Regions from separate parts of the Homo sapiens genome. Here region 2 is linked to region 1. Evidence: chromatin loops called from intact Hi-C (ENCODE). Cell type or tissue: endothelial cell of umbilical vein. All regions are shown on one strand.

Region 1 (2,500 bases):
CCCATGAGGCAGGTGGCTAGGGATCCTTGCGGGGATCAGCACTCTATTTTGCATAGTTTAAAATCAATCGGATCAATTTCATGAAAAGTTATTATTCTCTCTGAGCCTCCATACCCCATAAAATAAACACATAAAATAGTGTTAAGAATACCTGCCTCACAGTGAAGATTAATGAGAACGCAAGAACAACCACAGTGCCTTGGACACTGTAGGCGCTTAATAAATGTGACTTCCCTTCCCCTGCAAAGTGCCTAGCACAGTCTTTTGCACTTATGAATTTTAGTCTCTTCCCCTAGAAGATTCTGGGGCACCAATAAGTGCTGGGCCTGGCAAGAGCCCACTTTGCAATCACAGAGTTCTGGGCATGTCACCACTGGGACATTCTCCAGAGTACCTGAGAGCATGCGGTTGGACCTTTGTACCTTCCTCCTTCCAATCCTGCCACCACCCTCTGGTCCCAAGTCAGCTTGGCAGAGCAAACAAGTCTGATCACCTCGAGCCAGCAGGCACTCCAATGGAGAGGCCCAGCAGTGGGCAGTGGACATCTTGGGTAATGCCCAGGAGCCCAGAGAGGGCGATGGTGTGCCTAGGCTGAGGTGATAAGGCTAACCTTGCAATGGAAATCAGGGGGAAAAGCTCAATGCTCCCAGACATTCAGGAGCCAGAGTCCTAGAAATTAAACAAATATATCCTCTCCTGAGCCATCAAAAAAATTACACTCCTGGGCTTCCAAGGGGCTTGGAAACAACCCAGTGGGTCTAGGAAAGGGTCAGAAAATGGGATTCTCATTCCACACACTCCCAAATCAATGACTGACCCAGGCCTACTGACCCCGACACACACATCCTGAAAATGTGCCCCACTCCATCGTCACACCCTGGAGAGAATGGCAAAGGTTAACACACACAGCTTGGTTTCCTTTTCCTGGGAAACACAGCAGTCAGAGGCCAGCAGCCGCCTCCACACACAGCCTGCAGGGGAAATGACCCCTGGGCTTCCTCCCCACCATCTGACACACTCACACCTTCCTCTCTGCTGTGCTCAGCAAAGCTCAACTTTTGACACAAGGCAAATAGCTGTCATTAGAAATTTCGTTGCTTGAGAGAGACAAGAACAATCATTTTGGAGAGCTTTTCGGCAATTTCTGTCGCCAAACTTGCATTCCCTTTGACTCAGCAATTTGACCGCTAAGAATTTATCCACACAATTGTGTGTATGCATGTATGTGTGTGTATATATGTGTGTGTGTATGTATATAAAGATAAGGAATATTGAATGTCTATTGATAAAAAAAGGTCAAATAAATTATGGTTCATATACCTACTAAAGATAAGGTGGACTTTTCTATATCATTATGGGAAAAGGTTTATAGTATCTTGAGAAAAGAAAAAAAAGATTATAATGCTATGTATACCATATGATTAAATCTATCTGGGGGATGGATTGTATGGGGGGAAGTTTGCATATGTGTGTGTCTATGCACATTAAAAAGAAAAAAATACAACAAATTGATAATCATGGTTATTTGCATGGAATGAGAGAGAGGAGAAATGGGAACAGTTTTGCTTTCTACTTTATAGATTTCTTTTTTTCTTTTTCTTTTTAGAGACAGAGTCTCGCTCTCTTGCCCAGGCTGGAGTGCAGTGGCACAATCATAGCTCAATGCAGCCCTGACCTCCTGGGCTCAAGAAGTCCTCCCCGCTCAGCCTCCCCAGTAGCTGGGACTATCGGCATGTGCCACCATGCTTGGATAATTTTTTAATTTTTTTGTAGAGATGGGGTCTTGCTATGTTGCCCAGGCTGGTCTCAAACTCTAGGCCTCAAGCAATCCTCCTGCCTCAGCCTCCCAAAGTACTGGGATTACAGGTGTGGGCCACCGTGCCTGGCCAACATTTCTATATTATTTCATTTCTTTTGAACATGTATAGCTTTCATAATCTCCATCTTAGAAAATAATTGAGTCCTCTTAGCCAGTCCTCTGGCTCATGCCAGCTCCTGGATGTTGTGCTGACATCCAGCATTTGCTCATTCTTGTGGGGCTGTAGGGAATTTCAGGTTCAATGCTGAGCTCTTGAAGCCAAGGTCTACAACCCTGGCTGTACATTACAATCACCTGGGGTGCCTTAAAAACACTACAGGATTTAAATCAGAATCTTGGAAGGTGGGGTAGGCACTGATAATTTTAAGAGCTCCCCAGGTGGGTCTACGGGTTGTTCCAGGGTTGAGAACCACTAAGCTGAACCAACATCAAAAAGACCACTGGACTAGCTAAAAAAAAAAAAAAAACAACAAAAAAAAAACCACACCCTTTTAATAGAAAGCAATATTACAGAGTAATTTGTACTACTAAGAGTCAGCTCTGCCTTTAAGATATCTAGTTAGGGAGTTTGTACTGGGTGCTTTTTCTCAAAGTTCTGCTTCCAGTTTTGGAATTCATCAGCTCAAAGTGGGGAAAGCAAACAAGGAGACTCGAGTTCCTTCGTTCTGAGCTGTGGCTGTG
Region 2 (2,500 bases), 55 kb before region 1:
TCAGTGAAACCTGGACCCAGAAACCAGAGTGCCCAGTGCCCAGAGGCTCCTGGGGAGGGAGGCTGCCCACCACAAAGCACCTTTCATATGCTCCAAAGGCTTCGGCCACCTCAGGGAGGAGGGAGGAAGTCCTTTCCCTTCACCCCCACGGATGCAGCCCACAGGCAGGAGTGGGGAGTGGTGGTGAGGTGAAACACTCCTTCTGCCATCTTGGCCAGGGCTGCCCAGACAGAGCTATGGGCAGTCATCCTCGACCCCACCCCACCACCTCCAATCCATCAGCATGGCCTCTTGGCTGTCCTTCTAAGACAGACCTCAGTCTACTTCCCTCCACCCAGGGCCCAGCCTAGGCCAAGTCACCTTTGCCCTCTCACCTGCCTCTCCAGGACCCCAGCTGGTCTCCTCTGCTCCGTGCAAGCTCCCGCCAGCCCCTTCTCCAGACTCCACACAGGCCTTTGAGGCCTAGCACCTTCTTCTGTCTCTAGCCTCAGCTGCCCACTTGCCCTCTCACCTCTATCAACCCTGGTCTCAGTAACCATCCAGTCTGCCATCTACGCTGGAGTATGAGTTGGCTGGAAGCACCAACCCTGGGGACACCAGGGTATAACTGTACTCTCTCAGCATGGAGGGAAAGGATCCAACCTTGTAAAAGGACATTTAGGCATCAGGTAAGGAAAGGATGTATTTCCAGGGGGAGGGAGTGGAGGGTAAAGGACAGGAGTGTCACCGAGCCCTGAAATCATGCCTGTCACTTTCTGGTGACTTTGCCAACAAGCAAGGTGATCCCTGATTGCTCAAACTTAACTTCTTCAATTTTGTGCCATGGTGATTAGCATGGGGTGCACTAGAATCCAGGACTCTGGAGACCCAGGCCCGGGTGCATTTTCTGCGTCTTAGATGACACAGACTGACTGAGACCATGAGAAGAGACAGGCTTTTCGGCCCAGATCAGAAAGTTCCTGGGGAAGATACCTAGGATACAATCCATCCAGGACGGAGGGTTGGGGGTAGGTGTTCAGGAGCTGATTCCCTTCTAGAATGATTGGGAAGGCACATACCAAGTTGTAACAAGGTGGCCTGGCTCTTTTCCTGGTCTTGGAATGTGGGGATGTCGCGGGGGAAGGGCTTGGGAGACTGATCTACATTTCAAAAGTAAAAAAGCCCCTTGCGTGGCTGACCCCTGCAAAGCTTGTTACTCCCTGCAAGACCTGGAGGGTCTGCAGCTCGGAGTCTGGAAGGTAGTGACAGTGACACTGCCATGTGATCAGAGGCCGGATCCCCACCTTTCATCCCAGATCAGCCATCTGGGTCATCTGCTCTTTAGAAACAAGCTCCTTGCTGCTTTGCAAGTTACCACAGGCCGGGAAAGAACTGCAGGAAGTGAGGCTGTGCCTGGGCTGCGGCCTGGGCTGCAGTGGGAAGAGCTGACTCAGCACAGAGTGGGGAGGGCAAAGGAAATCCCACATCTGTGTCCTGCGGCAAAGCCACCACGAGCACAGACAGGCTTGCGGCACCAGTCCTCTCCCGTTGCACGCCACACAGCGCTTTCCATGCATTAACTGCTTGCGATGTCACCAAACCATGATCAACCCATTTGACAGATGATGCTACAGAGCCTGGAGTCCGTGTGACTGGGCCAGATGGCACAGCTCACAAACACACAGGTGGAGCCGCTCTGGAGTGTCTTGGCTCCACAAGTCCTGTCTGCCCAGCTGTCTCTGGGTGACTCAGCACTCCTCACTGTTCCACACACTTCTTACTGTTCTTCAAACATATACCGGTGGTCCGACTAAGGTTACTGTTCTTGCTGTCCCCCCAAGCCTGGCACCCCTGGGCCCTGATGATCCAAACCTACTCAGTGGAGATGTCACCTCTGCAAAGAAGCCCTTTGTGACCATCTAATTTCAGATGCCTTGAGCTGTAGCACCTGCCACATGACCTGGTTATTTTTCCTTCTGGCACTCATCACTCTTGGAAATTGCTCATCTATTTGTCTTCTGACTCCCACACTGGAAGGTAAACTTCCTGAGAACCACAACCAGGCCTACTTTGTTCTCAGTCATATCACCAGTGACCACAGCTGGCACACAGTATGTGTTCAATAAATATCTGTGATAGAAAGGAATGAATGTAGCTATTCCACGCTGTGTTCAGAGTCAGCTGCTGACAGCAGGCCCTGAAAACTGCCCGTCCAGATTACAGAGTAGGAGACTGATTTTTGGGGATGGGAAGCAGTAATTACATCAAGAGAAGACAAAATACCTCCAGTGGAGGTTGGAGGAAAGCTGTGTTTAAGATGGCACACGGTGCCTCTCAGGCCTATAATCTTGTTGACCTTTTTAAACCCCAGAATTACCAACAGACCCTATTTTTCCTTCTCCATCACATAGTTTGGCTTTTCCTGACATCCCAGGTCACCTGTGGGACCCAGAAACTTCTCAACCTCTCTTCCTTGGGGGTTGCAGTCTGGTGAAATCTCTGAGCCACAACCTCCCTCATA

What was found. A loop is a pair of places that touch in the nucleus more often than their neighbours do. Peaks named below come from ENCODE experiments on the same cell type or tissue, not always from the same donor. Only the 100,000 strongest peaks of a DNase experiment are listed, where the experiment ranks them.
Region 2: a loop joins it to region 1, with 3 times the contacts of the local background. A loop is called at or near these places in 3 of 110 quality-filtered maps.

The regions. Positions count from the first base shown.
Region 1 is chr10:103,811,730-103,814,229 of GRCh38, forward strand. All of the region lies in intron 1 of SH3PXD2A (SH3 and PX domains 2A), which reads right to left. Among named protein-coding and RNA genes, the nearest start is that of SH3PXD2A, 43 kb to the right of the region's middle. In endothelial cell of umbilical vein, no CTCF peak of the experiment used is centred here; a DNase peak (open chromatin) is centred at 962; H3K27ac peaks cover 924 bases.
Region 2 is chr10:103,756,481-103,758,980 of GRCh38, forward strand. The region is part of intron 3 of SH3PXD2A (SH3 and PX domains 2A); the gene reads right to left. Among named protein-coding and RNA genes, the nearest start is that of SH3PXD2A-AS1, 11 kb to the left of the region's middle. RefSeq lists enhancers at 1-104, 105-760. In endothelial cell of umbilical vein, no CTCF peak of the experiment used is centred here; DNase peaks (open chromatin) are centred at 1,421 and 1,961; H3K27ac peaks cover 1,050 bases.